2 separate regions of the Homo sapiens genome follow, and region 2 is linked to region 1. The links are chromatin loops, found by intact Hi-C in ENCODE. Cell type or tissue: pancreas. All regions are shown on one strand. Each heading gives the region's core, and the rest is flanking DNA. Links, peaks and the distances in the headings are about the cores only.

Region 1 (11,248 bases), core at 4,716-7,215:
GTTTGAACCCGGGAGGCGGAGGTTGCAGTGAGCTGAGATCATGCCACTGCACTCTAGCCTGGGTGACAGAACGAGACCCTGTCTCAAAAAAAAAAAAAAAAAAAAAAGCCACTTGGGATCCAGGATAGGATCCTAAAACAGAAAAAGGACATTAGAAGAAAAAAACCGTGAAACTGGGATAAAGAGTGAAATTTAGCTTATAGAAATGTACCCACATGGGCTTCTTGGTGGTCACAAGTATATGGTCCAGCCTGGGCAACATAGCAAGACCCCATCTGCCATCTCTATAAAAACAATGTAAAAATTAGCTGGGCATGGTGGTGCAAACCTGTAGTCCCAGCTACTTGGGAGGCCGAGGCAGGAGGATCACTTGAGCCCAGGAGGTCGAGGCTGCAGTGATCTGCGATTGTGCCACTGCACTCCAGCCTGGGCAACAGAGCACGGCACTGTCTCAAAAACAGACCAACCCCAAATGCATGGTGACTTCATAAGATGCTAACATAAGGGAAAACTGGTGAGAGGTAGACAGGAAATCTCTGGATTTCTTTGCAACTCTTCTGAAAATCTAAAATTAAAAGTTCATTTAAAAAAAATGCAGACTTTTTAAAATGCTAGTTTCCGTTCTACGAGCTCAGGGTAATTTACCATCAATAAAAGGTAGGGATAGGGAGCTGAAATCCTCACTGTCACCTGCAGGTGGTGCCCTTGCCACAGGAATGCCCTGGCACCCTTGGGCTCTGGCAGCAGCTGGAATCTTGCAGGATCTGCTACACCAGGGCCTGCCACTCAGGACAGCAGCAGCTCAGGGCAGCAGGGATGAGTGATGAAAGGGCTGGAGCGGCATGCCCACGGGGCTGCAGGAGGCCCAGACTCCTGCCCTCCACCTTGCAGGGCAGCTATGAACATAATCCTTCAACTCTGAATCATGTGTTTTTTTTTTTGTTTTTTGTTTTTTGTTTTTTTTGAGACAGGGCCTCACTCTATTGCCCAGGCTGGAGTGCAATGGTGTAATCACAGCTCACTGCAGCCTCCACCTCCTGGGCTCAAGCGATCCTCCTTCCTCAGCCTCCTGAGGAGCTGGGCCTACAGGTGGGCATCACTGTTGTAGTTTTTATGTTCTGGGAAGGGGGAAGGAATGTGCTTAATTTGTGGGCTAATTTTTAATTTTTTAAAAATAGAGACAGGGTCTTTGCTATGTTATCCAGCCTGGTCTTGAACTCCTGGGCTCAAGTGATCCTCTCACCACCTTGTCCTCTGAAAGGGCTGGGATTACAGGTGTAGCCATTTCACCTGGACAACCTTAAATTACTGAATGAATTTGAAGTGGTCTGGTGCGCCCTTCAACTCACTACCCTGCCAGCGACACCGTACACAACTAGGGCACATCTTATCAAAACCAGCAAACTGAGAGAGGCGGATACATTCAGTGTAGACGCTCACCCCTAGGAATTATTATTATTATTATTACTTTTTGAGACGGAGTCTTGCTCTGTCACCCAGGCTGGAGTGCGATCTCAGCTCACTGCAAGCTCCACCTCCCAGGTTCAAGCAATTCTCCTGCCTCAGCCTCCTGAGTAGCTGGGATTACAGGCACCTACCACCACCCCCGGCTAATTTTTGTATTTTTAGTAGAGACGGGGTTTCACCATGTTGGTCAGGCTGGTCTTGAGCCCCTGACCTCATGATCCACCCGCCTCAGCCTCCCAAAGTGCTGGGATTACAGGCGTGAGCCACCGCGCCCAGCCAGGAATCATTATTTTTAAACAGCCTTATTGTGAACTAACGCCTGTACCATACAACTCGCCCACTTGAAGTGTATAATTCATTGTTTTCAGTATATTTGCAAAACTGGCCAACCATCACCTTTATGTAGTTCCAGAACATTCTCATCACCCTACAAAGAAGCCCCCTCGCCATCAGCCCCCGATCCCCAGCCCCGGCCCCCACGCACACCCTCCCTGACTCTGCGGATGGGTCTGTCCTGGACATTTCATAGAAATGGGGTCACACACTGTGTGGCCTTTTGTGTCTGGTGTCTCTCACTGAGTGTGACGTCCTCAAGGTGCATCCATGCTGTGACCTGTGTCAAAGACTCGCTCCTTTCCATGGCTGAGTCTTACTCCTCCTGAGTATGGAAGGACGTGTTTTTTAAATCCATTCACCGGCGGATGGACAATCGGCTCGTTCCTTCTTGTTGGCAATTGTGAATCTGCTGCTGTGAATATTCGTGTCATAGGAATCTTTTTTTTTTTTTTTTTTGAGACAGAGTCTCGTTCTATCCCCCAGGCTGGAGTGCAGTGGGGCACGATCTCGGCTCACGGCAACCTCCACCTCCCGAGTTCAAGCGATTCTCCTGCCTCAGCCTCCAGAGTAACTGGGATTTCAGGTACCCACCACCATGCCTGGCTAGCTTTTTTTGTATTTTTAGTAGAGACGGGGTTTCCTCATGTTGGCCAGGCTGGTCTTGAACTCCTGACCTCAGGTGATCCGCCAGCCTTGGCCTCCCGAAGTTGTTGGGATTACAGGCAACAATGATTCCCAGCCCTAGGAATCATTTTTAAGATGAGTTCTCACTCTCTGCCTTCACTGCAAACCTCCCTGTCCCCAGCCCTTTAACCCCAGCCCCTGGCTGTCCTCAAGACCTTGGACTTGGCAGTGAGGCGATCCCTGCGGATGCCCCTTGGTCTGCACTCGGCCTCAGAGCAGCTTGGGTCAGAGGCGAGCACAGCGTGGGTGAAGCCGCATCCCAGCCGCTCTGTCCTCGGGCCTTGAGCCGCACCAGCTGGCGCCAGGCTGTCCCCCAGCGACCTTCAGCGGCTCACTCAGCCTGACAGAAACGCTGTGTTTTCATGTTCCCTGTGTGGACAAATCACAATCGACCCGGGCGGCCAGCAGTGGAGACAAGGAGGAGAGACCTCTCCGCGGGGGTTAGGTCCCCTCAGAAACTGCCGAGCTGGGGCAACACGAACCGCTGGGACCTCCTGTTCATAAATTAGTATGGATTTCAAGGCGCCAATAGCCCGGCTTTAAACCCAGCTCAGGGCCCTGGGCACCTATGGGCAGCTGGCCCTTCCACCCAGCAGGCAGGCAAGTCTCAGACACAGGCAAGAAACACTCCAGGTAGCAGGTGCCGAATGTCAGCAGGGAGAGATCAGTCCCCCTTGGGACACAGAGGCCATGGACAGTGGTGGTGGTCAGGGGACCTCGTGTACGAAGGGCTGCCACCGCCTCCCGGCCCTCCCCACTGTGTCCTGGAGGCACTTCTCCAGATCTCTGTCCGACTTCCTTCCTTCCTTCCTTCCTTTCCTTCCTTCCTTCCTTCCTTCCTTCCCTCCCTCCCTCCATCCCTCCCTCCCTACCTTCCCTCCATCCCTCCCTCCCTCCCTCCCTACCTTCCCTCCATCCCTCCCTCCCTCCCTTCCCTCCATCCCTCCCTCCCTCCCTTCCCTCCATCCCTCCCTCCCTCCTTCCCTCCTTCCTTTCTTCCTCCCTCCCTCCTGCCTTCCTTTCCTCCCTCTCTTTCTCTTTTTCTTTCTCTCTCTTACTCTCTTTCTGTCTTCCTTTGTCTCTCTCTTTCCTTCTTTCTTCTTTCTCTTTCTTTTCTCTCTCCCTTTCTCTCTCTCTCTCTCTCTCTTTTTTTTTTAAGACAGTCTCACTCTGTCACCCAGGCTGGAGTGCAGTGGTGCCATCTCAGCTCATTGCAACCTCCACCTCTCAGGTTTAAGAGATTCTCCTGCCTCAACCTCCCAAGTAGCTGGGATTACAGGTGCCCATCACCACGCCCAGCTAATTTTTGTAGTTTTTGTAGAGATGGTGTTATGCCATATTGGCCAGGCTGGTCTTGAATTCCTGGGCTCAGGCAATCCACCTGCTTCGGCCTCCCAAAGTGCTGGGATGACACGCATGAGCCACCGTGCCTGACCAATTTCTTTCTTTAAAAAATTAAAATAGGCCGGGTGCAGTGGCTCATGCCTGTTATCCCAGCACTTTGGGAGGCCAAGGCAGGCAGATCACCTGAGGTCAGGAGTTCAAGACCAGCCTGGGCAACACAGTGAAACCCCGTCTGTACTAAAAATACAAAAATTAGCCAGGTCTGGTGGCAGGCGCCTGTAATGCCAGCTACTCGGGAGGCTGAGATGGGAGAATCGCTTGAACCCGGGAGACAGTGGTTGCAGTGAGCCAAGATCGCACTACTGCACTCTAGCCTGGACGGCTAAGCGAGACTCCGTCTCAAAAAAAAAAAATTAAAATATTCGCATGCCATAAAATTCCCCCTTGTAGAACCTGGAGAATACGATGCCAAGTGAAATAGGCCAGACGCTGAGAGAGAAAAACACTGCGTAATCCCACGTATTGTGGAGTCCAAAAACAAAACAAGCAAAGAACCCCAAATACAGCCAGGCACGGTGGCTCATGCCTGTAATCCCAGCGCTTTGGGAGGCCGAGGCGGGTAAATCACCTGAGGTTGGGAGTTCAAGACCAGCCTGGCTAACATGGTGAAAGCCCGTCTCTACTAAAAATATAAAATTAGCCGGGCGTGGTGGTGCATGCCTGTAATCCCAGCTACTCAGGAGGCTGAGGCAGGAGAATCGCTTGAACCCGAGAGGCAGAGGTTGCAGTGAGCTGGGATCGTGCCACCTGCACTCCAGCCTGGGGAACAGAGCGAGACTCCATCTCAAAACAAACACACAATCAAAACCTCCCAAATACATAGAAACAGAAAGCAGAAGAGCGGTTAGTGGTAGAGGAGGGAAAGGAAGGGGGAGATGGGGGTCAGAGGATACATAGTTTCAGCTGTGTTGGAAACACTGAGAGATGTCACTGTAGCCTGTGAACCAGCTAAAGATATTGTACTATGGGCTGGGCACAAGGGCTCATGCCTGTAATCCTAGTGCTTTGGGAGGTTGAGGTGGGAGGATTGCTGAAGGCCAGAAGTTTGCAACCAGCCTGGGCAACATAGCAAGACCCTAGGCCAGAAGTTTGCAACCAGCCTGGGCAACATAGCAAGACCCTATCTCTACAAAAAATTTAAAAATTTGCTGGGCATGGTGGCTCCAGGGATCACGTGAGCCCAGAAGGCAGAGGCTGCAGTGAACCGAGATCACACCACTGCACTCCAGCCCGGGCAACAGAGCAAGACTCTGACTCAAATAAATAAATCAAAATAAAATAAAATAAATAATAGAAACTGAAAACAAAAACCAGGCCTCACCCACAGTGTCGAAGGCATGCATCTTCTAGGGTTATTAAGGTGCTGGTTGTTATTTTTGCTTGTAATTCTGAAAAGGCTGATAGATTTTATAGCCCAGTATCTCCAAGCAGCGCCCAAGGACACAAACAGCCAGACCCTCAGCTCCCAAACCTGGGGATTTGCAACAGACAAACACAGAGCTGGGAAATTCCGCAGCAGGGCAGATGAGGGATCGATCTGAGTCCCATGATCCTCGGCCCTGCTGAGGTCCCAGGAGGCTGCACACATTGAAATCCACATCCTGAGTGGGGCGGAGGGAGGAGGAGAATCCCAGGAGCTGGGGGGCCCCCCTGGTTTATACCGTCTTCCCCATCAGGAGTTTATCCTGGTGTCTGGAGTGAGAAGGGATCGAAGTCTATTTTTTTCCAGATGAATGTAGGGTCTCCCCCTCGGCACTGTGGGCATTGGGGCCGGATCATTCTCTGGGGTGGGGCTGTCCTGGGCACTGCGGGGAGCTGAGCAGCGTCCCTGGCCTCCACCCACCCCATGCCAGGGGCATCCCCCATCTAGAGCTGTTCCGTTGCCTTGAATTTCTGCCCTCTGGCCTCCCCTGTCCTCATCCTTATGGGATCTTCAGATGGTGCCCTTGAGGCCCAGGGCCCGTGTCCCCTCCTCACTCAGCCCTCCTATCCACAGGTGACTCACAGTCCCCTTGGCACCACCCAGGCGCTGTCCCTGGCCTCGCCCATGGCTAACCTTGGCAGGCATCCCCAACAGAGGCGAGGGGACAGCTCTCGCCTGCCTCGGCGAGCCCGGGTTCCAGAAGATGTGCCCAGCACCCTGGGCCCCCCACCGCCGGGTCTGGGACACAGATGCTCTCCTCCAAACCTCCCATTCAGACCCTCGCTGTGGCGGGGGCGGGGCCGTGTCTTTTGAGACTCTGCATATGCACGAGGGGGTGAGTTTGAGTGAGGCGGTCTCCATGCAGAGGAAGGTCTTTATTTAGGAAGCCAGGTGGGGGCGGGGCCGGCTGGGGAGGAGAGGCGGAGAGGAAAGACGAGCTTCTGCAGATTTCAAACCTGTCATTTCTTTTCTGACGCATACCCTCCCCTCCCGCTTCATGACAAGCTCTGTTCCCACCTTCCCCGGGTTCCCAGAGCAGCCTCCTAGACACGATCCGAAACAGCACGGGTCCCCCTCCCAACCCCCAGGCACTATGGACATTAGAGCTGGGTCACTCTCTGGGGTGGGGCCATCCTGGGCACTGCAGGGAGCTGAACAGCATCCCTGGCCTCCACCCACTCTATGCCAGGAGCACCCCCAGTCACGACAGTCACAGATGTCCCCAGACATTGCCTGATGTCCCCTGGGGAACAGAATCATCCCCAGAAAGACCTCCTCAGTTAGGGGGTTCCACAGATCCCCAAGAGACTGTGTCCCATGATCCTCCCCCTTGCTGAGGTCCCAGGAGGCTGCACACATTGAAATCCACACCCTGAGTGGGGGGAGGGAGAGAGGAGGAGAATCCCGGGAACTGGAGTCCCCTAGTTTATGTTGTCTGCCCCATTGGGAGCTTATTCTGGTGTCTGTTGTGAGCAGAGACGCAATTCAATTATTTTTTTCGAAATAATGAATGCAGGGTCTCCCCCCTCTGCACTGTGGACATTGGGGCTGGACCATTCTCTGGGCTGGGGCCATCCTGGGCACTGCAGGGTGCTAAGCAGCATCCCTGGCCTCCACCCACTCCATGCCAGGGGCACCCCCGAGTTGTGACAACCACAGATGTCCCCAGACATTGTCCAGTGTCCCCTGGGAGGCAGAGGCAGGAGGACTGATTGAGCTCAAGAGTTCAAGACCAGCCTGGACCACATAGCAAGACCCCATCTCTACAAAAAAAATTTTAAAACATAGCCAGGTGTGGTGGTCTGCACCTGTGATCCCAGTTACTCAGGAGGCTGAGATGGGAGGATTGCTGAGTCTGGGAGGTCGAGGCTACAGTGAGCTGAGATCACACCACTGCACTCCAGGCTGGGTGACAGAGCAAGACTCTGTCTCAAAAAAAAAAAAAAAAACCACACACACACAAAAACAAAAAGAGACCCTATCTCAAAAAAAAGAGGGGGTTAAATAATCTGACTAGATACCTCTCAAATAAAGACACGCAGGCAGCCAACAGGATTATGAAAAAACGCTGAAGATCATTAATCAGCCAGGAAATGCAAATTAAAACCAAAATGAGATACCTGTTAGAATGGCTATGATCCAAAAGATAAAAGATAAAAAACATTAGTAAAGATGGCCGGGTGCGGTGGCTCATATCTGTCATCCCAGCACTTTGGGAGGATGAGGCAGGCAGATCACGAGTTCGAGACCAGCCTGGCCAACATGGTGAAACTCTGTCTCTACTAAAAATATAAAAATTAGGCCGGGTGCGGTGGCTCATGCCTGTAATCTTAGCACTTTGGGAGGCTGAGGTGGGCGGCTCACAAGGTCAGGAGATGGAGACCATCCTGGCTAACACAGTGAAACTTTGTCTCTACTAAAAATACAAAAAAATTAGCCGGGCGTGGTGGCGGGCGCCTGTAGTCCCAGCTACTCGGGAGCCTGAGGCAAGAGAATGGCGTGAACCCGGGAGGTGGAGCTTGCAGTGAGTCGAGATCGCGCCACTGCACTCCAGCCTGGGTGACGGAGAGAGGCTCCGTCTGAAAAAAAAAAAAAAAAAAAAAATACATATATATATAAATTAGCCAGGCGTGGTGGTGGGCACCTGTAATCTCAGCTGCTTGGAGACTGAGGCAGGAGAATCACTTGAACCTGGGAGGCAGAGGTTGCAGTGAGCCAGGATCGTGCCACTGCACTCCAGCCCGGGTGACAGAGTGAGACTCCGATTCAAAACAAAAAAAAAAAAAAGAAAGAAAGAAAAAAAAAAGAAACATTGGTAAGGATGTGGAGAAAAGGGAACCCTGTGTGCTGTTGGTGGGAATGTAAATGAGCACAGCCATTCTGGAGAACGGAATGGAAGTTCCTCAAAAAATTAAAGATAGAACCACCATATGATCCAGTAATCCCACTTCTGGGTATACATCCAAAGGAAATGAAATCAGAATCTGTCAGCCTCATTCACAATAGCCGAGATAGGAAACCAACCTACATGTCCATCGTTGGATGAATGGATACAGAAAATGTGAGGCCGGGTGCGGTGGCTCACGCCTGTCATCCCAGCACTTTGGGAGGCCAAGGCAGGCGGATCACAAGGTTAGGAGTTCAAGACCAGCCTGGCCAACATGGCGAAACCCTGTCTCTACTAAAAATACAAAAATTAGCCGGGCATGGTGGTGCACGCCTGTAGTCCCAGCTACTCAGGAGGCTGAGGCAGGAGAAGCTTGAACCCAGGAGGCGGGGGTTGCAGTGCGCCAAGATCACGCCACTGCACTCCAGCCTGAGTGACAGAGTGAGGCTCCATCAAAAAAAGAGAAAGAAAGATGAACTAGACCAGAGGTTGGTAAACTCTGGCCCATGGGTCAAATGCAGCCCACTGCTTGCTTTTGTACATAAAGTTTTATTGGCACACAGCCGTGCGTGTTCACTTACATATCATCCATGGCTGCTTCTGGGCTCCTACAGCACAGCTGGGAGGCCTCGACAGAGAGCACATGGCCTGCAACGCCAAGAATTTACCTCCGGCCCTTTAGGAAGGGTTGATATAATCCGTGTACTAGAGTTAGATCTCAGAGGACCTTGAATGCCAGAAACGAGTAAGTCCTAATGATTTTTAGCAAAGAGTAACACTGTAAAACCAAATGTTTACAGATTTCATGTGCTGGAATCCTCTGGGGGTGGGGCAGCGGAGAGGCCTTAAAACATGAAACAGCGTCAGATCAATTTTCAATGATTGTCTTCAAAATTAAAACTGGCTCATTACAGGCGCGGTGGCTCATGCCTGTAATCCCAGCCCTTTGGGAGGTCTAGGAGGACAGATTTCTTGAGCCCAAGAGTTCGAGACCAGCCTGGGCAACATGGTGAAACCCGGTCTCTACTAAAAATACAAAAATTAGTTGGGTCTGGTGGTGCACACCTGTAGTTCCAGCTACTGGGGAGGCTGAAGCAGGAGGATGTCTTGAGCCTAGGAGTTCGAAGCTGCAGTGAGCTGAAATGGTGCCACTGCACTTCACCCTGGGTGACAAAGCAAGACCCCGTCTCAATTAAAAAAAAAAAAAAAAAAAAAAAAATATATATATATATATATATATATATATATATATATATACACATAATAACATTTATCCTAAAAAGAGAAACAGTACAAAGGCACTCAGAGCTGAAACTCAAAGTCGTCTGCCAGTCTCTAACTCCTGACTTTTGGGTTTCATGTCCTGCTTTATAGGACTTTTTGAATTCTGCCCCCAAGGATCCTTTTCAAAAATCTTTTGTTTCAGCCAGGCACAGGGGCTTGTGCCTGTAATCCCAGCTACTGGAGAGGCTGAGGCAGGAGGATCATTTGGAGCCAGGAGAGCTGGAGACCAGCCTGGGCAACATAGCAAGACACCATCTTTTAAAAAAATTTTGTTTCTGTTTTGGAAAAATTTTCGATTTACAGAAAAGTTGCAAATCTAGTCCAACGTTCCCTATGGGCAGCAGGCAACCTAGGTACCGAGGCAAGAGACTGAGGGCACGAGCTGCCTGGCTCTGCCTTCGAGATAGCAGTAACAGAATTAGTGAAAGTACTAAAAGTCTCTGAAATGCGGAAATAATGGCGTAAGCTGTCTCCTCTCTCTCTCTCTCTCTTTGCCTCGGCTGCCAAACAGGGAAGGGCCCCATGTCCAGTGGACACATGACCTTACCTATCATTGGAGATGGCTCATACTCCTTACCCTGCCCCCTTGTCTTGTATCCAATAAATAACAGTGCAGCCTGGCATTTGGGGCCACTACCGGTCTTCATGTCTTGGTGGTAGTGGTCCCCCGGGCCCAGCTGTCTTTTCTTTTACCTCTTTGTCTTGTGTCTTTATTTCTACGATCTCTCGTCTCCACACACGGGGAGAAAAACCCACAGACCCTATAGGGCTGGACCCTACAGTTCTCAAACGCCCCTCACCCAGTTTCCCCTCATGTTAGTATCTTACATCTGGGGTCTGCAAATTTTTTCTGCAAAGGGACAAAAAGTAAGTATTTTATGCTCTGTGAGCTAAAGGGTCACTGTTGCATATTCCTCTTTGTTATTTGTTTTTTTACAACACTTTTAAAATGGAAAAGGCTTTTTAGCCCCGAGCTTTATAAAAATAAGCCAAGTATAAACAAAACGTGGTACATCCCCCGAAACCAAAATGTACCCCCGTGTTCACAGCAGCACGATTCACCACACCCCAAAGGCAGAGACACCCAAGTGACCACCGAGAGATGAATGGATAAACACAATGTCATCCATTATGCCACGGAATATGATTCAGCCTGAAAAAGGAAGGAAATTTTGACATGGGCTAGAGAGTGGATGAACTTTGAGGGCATCACGCCCAGTGAAATGAGCCAGATGCAAAAGGACAAATCCTGTGTAACTCCACGCTTAGGAGGTCCCTAGAGAGTGAGCCACACCAAATGTAAACTGTAGCTGTTAGTCAATAATCATGTATCCACTGGCTCATTAGTTGTAACAAATGTAGCACATTAATGAGAGAGGGTAACATTGGGGGAAATGCGTACCTTTTCGGGGAGAGGAGATAGGTGGGAACTCTGCCTTCTGCTCAATTCTTCTTTAGGCCTAAAACTGCTCTAAAAATAGTCTATTAAAAGGGGGACTTGAAGAGACAAATTGTGAGAGTTGTATCACGAACCAAGCGTTCTGATTTTTTTTTTTTTTTGAAATGGAGTCTCGCTCTGTCACCCAGGCTGGAGGGCAGTGGCACAATCTCGGCTCACTGCAAGCTCCACCTCCCGGGTTCATGCCATTCTCCTGCCTCAGCCTCCCGAGTAGCTGGGACTACAGGCGCCCGCCACCACACCTGGCTAATTTTTTGTATTTTTAGTAGAGACGAGGTTTCACCGGGTTAGCCAGGATGGTCTC
Region 2 (11,248 bases), core at 3,548-6,047, 110 kb after region 1:
CCTGTCATCCCTGCACTTTGGGAGGCTGAGGCGGGTGGATCACCTGAGGTCAGGAGTTCAAGACCAGCCTGGCCAACATGGTGAAACCCCATCTCTACTAAAAATGCAAAAATCAGCCGGGCATGGTGGTGGATGCCTGTAATTCCAGCTACTTGGGAAGACCCACTTGATCCCGGGAGGCAGAGGTTGCAGTGAGCCAAGATTCTGCCACTGCACTCCAGCCTGGGTGACAGAGCAAGATTCTGTCTCAAAAAAAAAAAAAGGAGAAAGAAAAAAAGATTTCACCATGAAAACAGGTGAGCAGCTCCCCAGTGCGCACAGCGCTTACTGGGGAGTGACCCTATGAGCCAGCGAGTGCACTCAGAAGTTTATATCCAAGAGAAACGAAAACAGGATTCACACAGACGATTGCACACCCGTGCTCAAGCAGCACCGTTCACAACAGACAAAAGGTAGAAACAGCCCAAATGTCCATGGATAGATGTGTGGATCAGCACAGCGTGGTCCCTCCACACTGGAATATTACTCAGCCATGAAAAGGAGCGAGGCCCTGACCCAGGCCCCAGCACACATGCACCTTGAGGACGTCACGCTCAGTGAGAGACGCCAGACACCAAAGTTCACGCAGTGTGTGATCCCATTTCTACGAAATGTCCAGGACAGGCCCATCCACAGAGACAGGAAGGGGATGCGTGGTTGTCAGGGGATAGGAGAGGGGTTGGGGAGTGACAGCTGAGGGGGAAGGGGCTTCTTTCGGAGGTGATGAAGATGGGTTGGTGCTCAATGGTGGTGACAGTTGCATGACAGTGTGATGGTGGTGACAGTTGCATGACAGTGTGATAGTGGTGACAGTTGCATGACAGTGTGAAAGTCCTTAATGCCATTAAGTTGCACACTTTAAAGTGGTTAGTTTTATGTTAAGTGAATTTACCCACAATAAAAGGAAATTTAACCACAACAAGACCCGAAGAAACCCGGTTGTCACTTACAGCTGCTGAATCTGGGGATTGTTCATTAGGTTCGAAGCCTGAAGAACAGAACAAATTTGTCAGGAAGACAAAGCTCCCAGCGCATCATTCTCTTTCATCAGACACTTTCCATCTTAACCAGCCTTGGTTCTGGACTCCAGCACGCCAACCAACAGTAAGAGCCGGGCATTCGGTCTTTCATACCCTTTTCCCTACATTTTCGCCCCCCCACCCACGAGCTGTGACCTCCACATTGTGACTTAAATCCTGTTTTGGGTTCCTGCTTCAGGAGCGATCTCGCAGCGCCACAGCGCTCTCTCACTGGCTGCTGCGGTTTTGCTGTGTGGAGGCGTTTTGGTTCTTTATTTTAGCTGCTGTCTGCTTTAGCATATTTCATTTAGCATATTTGGTTCCAGTTTTGCTCTATCAATAAATAGCACTGTGGCTGGGCGCGGTGGTTCACGCCTGGAATCCCAGCACTTTAGGAGGCCGAGGCAGGCAGATCGCTTGAGGTCAGGAGTTCGAGACCAGCCTAACCAACATGGTGAAACCCCGTCTCTACTAAAAATATGAAATTAGCCAGGTGTGGTGGTGCATGCCTGTAGTCCCAGCTACTTGGGAAACTGAGGCACAAGAATCGCCTGAACCTGGGAGGGGGAGGTTGCAGTGAGCCGAGATCACACCGCTGCACTCCAGCCTGGGTGACAGAGTGAGACTCTGTCTCAAAAAAGAAGTAAAAATAAATAAATAAATAAATAGCACTATACTGGGCACTTTCTCATGTTAACTTTCCACTTGGGATTATTCCTTTGGACCTGTTGAAAGGAGGTGGCTCAGAGGTGTGGCAAACTCTCTGTGTAAAGGGCCAGTGTGTAAATACTCTCAGCCTTTTCAGACACGGGTGCCTGACGCAACTACTCAGCTCTGCCGCCGTATCATGAAAGCCACCAGTGACACTAGGTGTATGAATGGGCATGGCTGTGTGCCAATAAAACTTTATTGGTCAGGTGTAGTGGCTCACACCTGTAATCCCAGCACTTTGGGGGGCCGAGGCGGGTGGATCACAAGGTCAGGAGTTCGAGACCAGCCTGGCAAACATGGTGAAACCCCATTTCTATTAAAAAATACCAAAATTAGCCAGGCATGGTGGTGGGCACCTGTAATCCCAGCTACTCGGGAGGCTGACGCAGGAGAATCGCTTGAACCTGGGAGGCGGAGGTTGCAGTGAGCTGAGATCACACCACTGCACTCCAACCTGGGCGACAGAGCGAGACTCCATCTCAAAAAAAAAAAAAAAAAAAAAAACCAAAAAAAACTTTATTAACAAAACCCAGCGGCGGGCCTTATTCTGCCAACCCCAGATGTCTGAAGGGAAAAGGCGTCTGTGACATGGCCAAGCTGAGAGGCCCCTTGAAAGACTGGGGCCCAGTCACCCTCCATCCCATGGTGAGGGAGAACATATTCCCCTGGCAGCTTGGCCAGCGGACGAGGGCTACAGTAAGAGGTGTGGCCTCTGCTGAATGGCACGACCCGGGCAGGGCTCCTGGCCCAGCTGGCTCATTTTTCTGACTGACAGTGAGACTGAGGGCTTTTCTCCCCGACAGCCTTAGGCGAGTCCCTGTACCCTGAGGCTGTGGGAGCCTGAAGAGTGGTCCCAGGGCACACAGACCTCCCAGGAAATGAACATGTGTGTGTGGGGGATGGCTCTCCGAGGATCCCAGTCAAGGAACTCCCTGCCAAAGGCCGTCCCTTTGGAAGCATGAGTGCCCGGGCATCGGGAGGTCCACCTGCGCCCGGCGCACCCGGCGCTCTGCTTCCCTTGCCTGAACCTTAGGAGGCAGACGCTGCTGTGTTGTGATCAGTGTCTCTGCACTGCGAGGAGGAGCCCACGCCAGGGTGGGGTGGGGGTGTGACCTCCCTGGGCTCAGCCAGGAGAGCCAGCTTTTGGTGCTCACTACTGATGGGTCTTGCTTGGGACATCAACATTGGGGACACTTTTGATTGTCGAAGCAGAGGGTGGGGGTGCTCCTGACATGGGGCGGGTGAGGCCAGGGGTGCTGCCAGCGCCCTGCGGTGCCCAGGACGACCCCACAGACAAGACCCATCTGGTTCCAGAAGCCAGCAGTGCCAAGGCAAGGAAGCCCTGGCCAGTAGCGGACACAGCAGATGCGGGCCTGGGGGGTGGCGCAGACACCATGGACAGGGAGGAGGGGCGGGCCGTTACCATGCTCATGAAGCCAGGGTTGTTCAGCAGGCCGGCGATGTCGAAGCTGCCCACGCCTCCCGTCTGAGGATGAGAACAGCCCTGGTTAGTGGGGCCTGGACCAGAGGCCACGGTGAATAACCCCCTGGAACTCAGAAACAACGGCCCCCCACGGGGCTCAGACATTCTATCAACCCTGCGGCCAGAGGGTGCTTTGAGGCAGGCAGCACGAAGCACATCGCAACCGCCCGGGGACGGCACAGTCTGTCATCCCGTGTTTATTCCCCGCACAGCGCGACCGCCCGGGGACGGCACAGTCTATCATCCCGTGTTTATTCCCCGCACAGCGCGACCGCCCGGGGACGGCACAGTCTATCATCCCGTGTTTATTCCCCGCACAGCGCGACCGCCCGGGGACGGCACAGTCTATCATCCCGTGTTTATTCCCCGTACAGCGCGACCGCCCGGGGACGGCACAGTCTATCATCCCGTGTTGATTTCCTGTATTCTGCCGCTTTGACACCTTGGGGCCTTGCTGGCCTGGCAGAGCCGCCCCCTCCTGGAGTAGCCAATTCCCAGAGAAAGCAAATGACTCACCCAGAAACGCACCTTTGAAATACAAACAAACTAACCCAGAACCCACACCCTCAGCACCTCCCCCATCACCCCAGGGCCACAGTCCACCTGCCCCACTCACCCCCAGGCCAGGGACCAGGCAACCAGGGGCAGCCCCCAGGCCTGGGTCTAATGAAATGGCTCCAACCAGCCAACCCGAAGCCTCCTCACCCGGCCTCGCCACAAAACCCACATCGAGGGTCCTTTCTGTGCCCCTCCCTCAGCCTCCGCGGGCAGCCCTGCGGCCGGCCTCCTGCTTCCAGGGGTCTGGGGGCATGAACCTTCTCACGACACTCACTTCCACGCCTGTGCATCTCACCACCAACTGAAACAAACCCCGGACCCTCACGACACCCAGGTTAAGCCTAGAGCCACTGGTGCGCCCGAGGACCTGTCCCCCACCCACACAGTCAGCTCGGCGTTCTGGAGCCACTCGCCCCCGCTGCACTCACGGGGCTGGGGGCCTCCCGCAGCTTCAGCTCCGCTATCTTGAGGTTGGACTTGTATGTCTCGTTGTCGGGGTCCAGCTCCAGAGCCTTCTTGTAGTAAGCCACGGCCTCCACGTGCTTGTTGAGGCTGGAGAGCGCCAGGCTGGAGGAGAGCACCGGGGATGGACTGTTCCCATCTGCCCAGCTCCAGGAGGCCCCGCCAAAGCCCTCGTCCCCGGCGGTCCTGGCAACCCCCAAACCACCTCGGATGGTGCCACCCCCTGCCCGCTGTCAGCTCAGTGGAGACAAACCTGGCTTTCGAGGGGCCCAGGGGCAGGACTGAGGGAGACAGACATGAGAACACCCCTGCCACACAAGAACTGGAGTCCCCATGGGGCCACACACAGGGCCTCAAAGCCCAGAGCGGGCTGAGAGGAGGGAGCGGGCCAGCTCAGGGTCACAGGAAATGCGTGGATGTTGTCTTGGCCCCGCTTCCCGGCACAGGGCACCAAGGACCCTCGGAACCTCTGAGCGACAGACATGTCTCCCGTCATCCACAAGCAGCCCCTGACCCCCACCTGAGTGAGTCTTCACTCGTGAGGTGACTCAGGGCCCCTACAGAGCCCAGGAGGAGGCGGGTCCTGGGGAGACTGGGCAGTTGAACAGGGCCCCTCCCCAGCCTCTGGGGAGACCCAATCCCACAAACTCTGAGCAAGGGCATTCAGAGAAGCAGGCGAATGCACGCTTATGCTGGGAGGGCGGCACCGGCTGCACGGGGCGCAGGCTCCTGCCCCGGGGACCCTCCTGGCCTCACTCTCGGACCTGTCCTGTGTCCTTCATCATAAACCAGGTGCTTCCCTGAGCTCTGTGAGCCGCCCCAGCAAACAATGGAGCCTGAGTAGGAGCCATGGGAACCCCAGGTGACAGCCAGTCAGGGAGAAGCAAGGGGCCCAGGGATCTCCGGGTGGCACCTGATGCGGGGCGTCTGTGGGGCTGAGCCTGTGACCTGTAGGGACTACGTTGGCTCCGAACAGCTAGTGTCAGAGTTGAACTGAACCGGGGTGGGAGAATTCGTTGTGGGTGGGAAAAAAGCCACACAAGAGAGGAAGCAGGAGCAGGAGAGGAGGGGTCCCGAGAGACTGGAAAGGCGCGGCCGTGGACAGGCACTCACCCCATCCTGCCGTAGGCCTTGCTGTAGGCCGGGTCAATGCAGATGGCCCGCTCACAGTCCTGCACCGCGCCTGCGTAGTTGCCGAGTTTGCTGTAGGCTGCGGCTCTGGGGAAGAAAAGGCAGGGCAGGTCCCTCACTGGCGGCTCTGAGCCCAGCGGGCAGCCCTTGAGGGGAGCCTGAGAGCTGCGTTCCTCTCCAACTTCCTGGAGGAACGGCCTCAGTTTTCCCCATCTGTAAAATGGGGCTGATGGGGAAAGCTGAGAGGTGTGGCCACTGAGATGCTCTTAGACAAATGTGGGCTCAAAGCACCAGCAGCCACTCAGGACTGCGACTCTGAATTTTATTTGCAAAAAATGTTCCGATCCATGGCTGTACAAGAGCAATGAGGGTAGGGAACTTATACCCAAGTTTCATTCACAAATTATTTACATATCAGTAAAAAAAGAACTCAGACCAATGTCAAAGCTCAAAGCTCTTGGCTTACAGCGTCTGAATCGTCTTCACCATTTTCGTGTTTAGTGTTTCTCTTTACAATTTTTTCAAAGTACAGAGAAGAGTGAGTGGAGACTAAACTACCCCATGACAGGCGGCCAGGAACCCTGCACTGCCTCTGCAACTGTCCTGTAAGCCTGAAGCAGATCCAAGACCACACATTCAAAAAACACAACCCTCCACATACTGGATTATTTTCTTGGCTTGACATCCACGTGGAATGCCATGATACCTGATTTTCTATGTATGTATTTATGTATTTATTATTTTTGAAACAGGGTTTTGCTCTGCTGCCCAGGCTGGAGTGCAGTGACACGATCTCAGCTCACTGCAACCTCTGCCTCCCGGGTTCAAGTGATTTTCCTGCCTCAGCCTCCCAGGTAGCTGGGACTACAGGCACCCACCACCACATCCAGCTAATTTTTGTGGTTTTTTTCGGGGTTTTTTTGAGACAGAGTCTCCCTGTCACCCAAGATGGAGGGCAGTGGCGCAATCTTGGCTCACTGCAACCTCTGCCTCCCAGGTTCAAACCATCCTCATACCTCAGCCTCTTGAGTAACTGGTGGTGCCCACCACTACACCCGGCTAATTTTGTATTTTTAGTAAAGACGGGGTTTCACCATGTTAGCCAGGCTGGTCTTGAACTCTCAACCTCAAGTGATCCCCCCCGCCTCAGCCTCCCAAAGTGCTGGAATTACAGACGTGAGCCACCGCGCCTGGCCCCCAGACTAATTTTTACATTTTCTGTAGAGACGGGGGTCTTGATATGTTGCCCAGGCTAGTCCCGAACTCCTAGCCTCAAGTGATCTTTCCCCCATGGCCTCCCAGAGTGCTGGGCGTGCTACCTGATTTTAAATCAGCATCGACTCTCCCCGACCCCGTTGCTGGTCACCTGATGCTCGCTCCTGGTCTGAGACCACCGGTGAATGGATCCCTCATCTACAGCGCAGAGGCCTCTCCCATCTCAGGTCCCTGCTAAGCATCCCGGAGGACGCCCCCGCACCCGGCCGCCCCTGCCCTGGGCAGGCCCTGAGCTGGTACCTGTTGCAGAAATAGACGGCGTTGGCTGGGTTGAGCTCGATGGCTTTTCCGTAGAAATGCACGGCAGCTTCAAAGTTTTCCACTTTCATCTGCTCGTTTCCTACAGGGAGAGAGGAAAACACCGGCCCGGTGTCCACACAGACCGGAGGGGGTGTCAGGGAGAGAGGAAAACACCGGCCTGGTGTCCACACAGACCCGAGGGGGCGTCACACTTGGCTCTTCTGGGCAGCCAGGACTCAACACAGATGCCGGCTCAGGAGGCATCTGCATCTATAGGGGGTTCGCTAGTCGCAAACAATCATATCTACATCCACTAAGGGGGATGGAGGTGGGGGCGGCAGGGCCTGGCCTGGCCTGTGCCTGGCGACGGTGGCTGTCACTGCCTGGATGGCGACCCCGGGAGCAGAACAGTTAATACAGCTCACCGGCCCGGGGACGGAAACTGTCCCTTTCGCTATTGCTTTTGGAAAGAGCCCAAGTGGAGGCCTGTATTTTGGAATACTCATGTGATACCTTCTCATTTCATAGGCAATGGGGCTTCTATCTGAGGCATGGGTCCCAGCTGGTAGGACGGTAAAAACCCCAGCTGCTATCCTAGAACTGAGAGCCCTGAAGACAGAAACCCACTCCCGCCCCCGAGATCCCAATTCAGGAGGGCGTGGGGGGAAGATGGGTATCAGCGTGTGTTTCCCTAAACAGTTTTATTGAGATATAATTTACATGCCACAAAGCTTACGCTTTAAAAATATAAGCCCGGGCGCGGTGGCTCATGCTTATAATCCCAGCACTTTGGGAGGCCGACGCAGGCGGATCGCAAGATCAGGAGACCAAGACCATCCTGGCCAACACAGTGAAACCTGTCTCTACTAGAAATACAAAAATTAGCCGGGCGTGGTGGTAGGCTTCTGTAGTCCCAGCTACTCAGAAGGCTGAGGCAGGAGAATTGCTTGAACCAGGGAGTCAGAGGTTGCAGTGAGCCGAGATCACGCCACTGCACTCCAGCCTGGGCGACAGAGCGAGACTCCATCTCAAAAAAGAAAAAAAAGAAATGGGATCACATGCTGTGCGTCCTTTTGTGTCTGGCCTCTCTCCCTGAGTGTGATGTCTTCACGGTGCATCTGCGCTGGGGCCTGGGTCAGAGCCTCACCCATCCACATTCCACCGTGTAGATGGGCCATGCTGTGCTGACCATTTAGCGTGGACAGGCATTTAAGCTGTTTTTGCTTCTTTTTATTGTTTTATTTTTTATTTTTTATTTTTTTTTGAGACGGAGTTTCACTCTTATCGCCCAGGCTGGAGTGCAGTGGCGCGATCTGGACTCACTGCAACCTCCGCCTCCCAGGTTCAAGCAACTCTCCTGCCTCAGCCTCCTGAGTAGTTGGGATTACAGGTGCCCACCACTGCACCTGGCTAATTTTTTTGCATTTTTAGTAGAGACGGGGTTTCACCATGTTGGCCCAGGCTAGGCTTGAACTCCTGACCTCAGGCAATCTGCCCGCCTCGGCCTCCCAAAGAGCTGGGACTGCAGGTGTGAGCCACCGCGCCCGGCCTCTTCTTGCTTTTTGACTCTTGTGAATACAGCTGCTGTGAACATGTGTCTGGGTTTTGGTGGACATGTGTCTCTCTTGGGCACATATCTAGTATCAGGGTGGAACCGGCGGGTCTCATGGAAGCTGTGCAACTTTTGGGGGCCACCAGCCAGTCTTCCACAGGGGCCGCTCCCGACAACCCCACCAGCCGTGCTGTGCCTGAAGGTCAAGTTTCTCTGCACCTCGCCAGTCCCCTCGCCAGTCCCCCTTCCGTCCCCGTCCCCACAAGCCAGCGTGCTGGTCATCAGGGCAATTCCCTCAGCTCCCTGGGCCCCAGGGACCAGCTGGCCTCTGCGAGGGTCCCACAGCCCCGGAGTCCAGGTAGGGCGAGGTGTCTGTGGGGATGGAGGTCCTCCCTTACCTTCGGTTTTGAGGCGCTCTGCCTCTGCTGAGTCCTCCTCGGAAGGCGGGGTTCGCGCGGGGCTCCTCAGGTCCTGCGGCATCTCCTGGACCCGGAGGCAAAGGCGGCCCGCTGTCCTCTCCTCCCAACCTGGCACCCTCCGGCCTTAGCTTCCCTCGGGACGCCAGAGAGGGCCACCAAGTTCCGAAGGACCCGGGGGCTCTGCAGGGGACTCCTGGCCCCCCATCATGTGGCCCTGGGCGAGTGACCACAGCGCTATGTGTCTCAGGACCCGCCGATAGGGGGAGGAGGGCCAAGTGCTCCTGCAGCCACGTCCCCAGCCCAGGAGAGGATGCAGGCAGAGTGCTGGGGGACGATGAGAGCGGGGCTCCTGGGGTCCCCAGGGCTGCCTGCTGTTGCTGTTCTTATTTTGGGGGCAGTGGCTGGGGAAGCATCGAGGCTCACCTTGCCCGTGGCAGCCGCTTCAAATATCTCCGGCAGAGTCTGAGGGAGCGCAAGGTCACTGTCTTCTACCGTCACCCCAAACGCAGTCTCCAGGCACTGGATGGCGACTGAAGCGGGGACAGAGGCGGTCCCATTCATTGCACGCAGCCCCGAGGTTACGTTTTTGGGTCTAGAGGGCGGGGTTGGTGCTCATGCTTCCCCAGGTGTGTTCATTCCCAAGGACCCCAGAACGCAGGGGCCGCCGCCTGTGCTCTGGGCTGGGACAGTGGACCCTCTTCCTTCCCGAAAAGAAAAGCCAGACAGAGACGCCCCGTGCCCCTGAGAGCAGCAGAGGCCGTGGGCAGAGTGGAGCCCAGGTGGTGACCTCAGGCCTCTGTGGGGTCCCAATGCTGGGGCTGCCCGGCTGCGGCGTGGTGGGGGCTTGGCCCCACCTGGAGGGCCACGTCAGGGGTGAGGTGCCCCGGATGCTGTTGCACCTCCAAGGGCGCCTGGCCTGAGTAAGGAGCTTGAAGCCAGCCCCCAGTAGAAGGCCTGTATGACTGGGTCTGTACCAGGGCAGGACCATTGAGAGCAGGACAAGAAACAGCCACAGGGCCCCTCTCTCTGCTGGCCCACCTGACAGACTCAGCACCCAGGGGGCCCTCCCACCGAGCCAGACAACACTAGCCCTGGCCGCCTCCTCGTGTGGACCCAGGGTCCTAACCCAGGTCAGAAGTGGGGGTCAGCCACTTCCTGCCCAGCACTGTGTCAAGGACCCCGGGCACATCCCTACAGCTGTCACTGGGTGTCCATGCTACAGAGGCCTGGCAGGCCCAGGACACAGGTGAGCGAGGCATAGGTGGGGAAGGAGGACCTAGAGCAGAACCTGCAGCCACACGAGGGTGCCTCCCCGAGCCCTCCTTTCCCTCCGAGCCCCGGATCCAGGTGTCGCAGAAGCGCAAGCAAGACCAGCCAGGAGACCAAGGCACCTGGGGAGCGGACAGGCCATGCAGGATGCCAACGAGTCTGGGACTCTGGGGCGGGGCCAGCACTAGGAGAGCTTTTTCCCCGTGACCGATGGTGACACACACACACTGGGTGGTGAGAACATTCCAGAACACACCTTGGTGGAAGATGGGGAGATGGAAAAAAGCCACTGGAAGGCAGCTCAGCCTGAAGGCATCAAGCAGTGGTGGCGCCACGCAGTGGCAGGCGGGAGGGCTCAGCTCGGCCCTGGCTCCCACGGCCGGGGGCTGTGTGGCCCTGGGCAGACCCCTGCCCTCTCTGGGCTTAGCTTCCACCCCCAAAAAGCCAGGCGGGGGACCAGGCATCTACACACCAGGTGTCTACACGAGGCGACTGTGCTGGCCGCTGCCCGGGGAGAGGGGGAAGTGGCAGGCACCCACCTACCTTCCAAGCTCTCCTGAGCATCGGACGAGAGGCCCCCGTGCCGGAGCTGGTCATGCAGGAACTGGATGATGGCGTAGGCCAGGCGCTTCTTGTTGTCCATCTTGAGCCCAGAAGAGGTGATACCTGGGGGTGCAGGAAAAACCCCCATCAGGCCCCCTCACACTCCCCACTCCAGGCACCCCAGGCCTGCCCCTAACTAGCTGGGCCTCACTTTAAGGGTGCTGGCTGATCTCAGCTCCAGGACAGCCCAGGTAGAAAGGCCTTAATACGCCCATTTCACAGATGATGACCTGAGGCCCAGAGCTCACCAATCCGGCTATGCACACAGCCAGAAAGTGTGAGGCCAGCAGGCAAGCAGGGCCTGCCCTAGAGAACCCGCGTGCTCCCAGGGCCTCCTGAGCACTCCCAGGGTGGTACTGAGGCGCCACGGAGGTCCCCTCCGCCCCTGCTTCTGGCATGAGGTGGGTGGGGGCCAGGGATGCTGCCCAGCACCCTGCAGTGCCCAGGACAGCTCCACTCCAGAGAACGATCCAGCCCCAATGTCCAC

Evidence for each region. A loop is a pair of places that touch in the nucleus more often than their neighbours do. Peaks named below come from ENCODE experiments on the same cell type or tissue, not always from the same donor. Only the 100,000 strongest peaks of a DNase experiment are listed, where the experiment ranks them.
Region 2: it touches region 1 in a loop (2.2-fold over the local background); 34 of 110 quality-filtered maps call a loop at or near these places.

Annotation. Positions count from the first base shown.
Region 1 is chr19:2,647,943-2,659,190 of GRCh38, forward strand. The region is part of intron 1 of GNG7 (G protein subunit gamma 7); the gene reads right to left. Among named protein-coding and RNA genes, the nearest start is that of MIR7850, 23 kb to the left of the region's middle. RefSeq lists a silencer at 2,572-2,747. In pancreas, for the core only: no CTCF peak of the experiment used is centred there; a DNase peak (open chromatin) is centred at 5,909.
Region 2 is chr19:2,758,268-2,769,515 of GRCh38, forward strand. SGTA (small glutamine rich tetratricopeptide repeat co-chaperone alpha) reads right to left here. Exons shown (of 12, transcript NM_003021.4): 2 at 10,702-10,824; 3 at 9,313-9,419; 4 at 8,869-8,953; 5 at 6,919-7,018; 6 at 5,386-5,490; 7 at 4,239-4,377; 8 at 3,193-3,255; 9 at 990-1,027. The coding sequence starts at 10,801. Among named protein-coding and RNA genes, the nearest start is that of SGTA, 19 kb to the right of the region's middle. RefSeq lists an enhancer at 10,498-10,998. In pancreas, for the core only: no CTCF peak of the experiment used is centred there; a DNase peak (open chromatin) is centred at 4,633.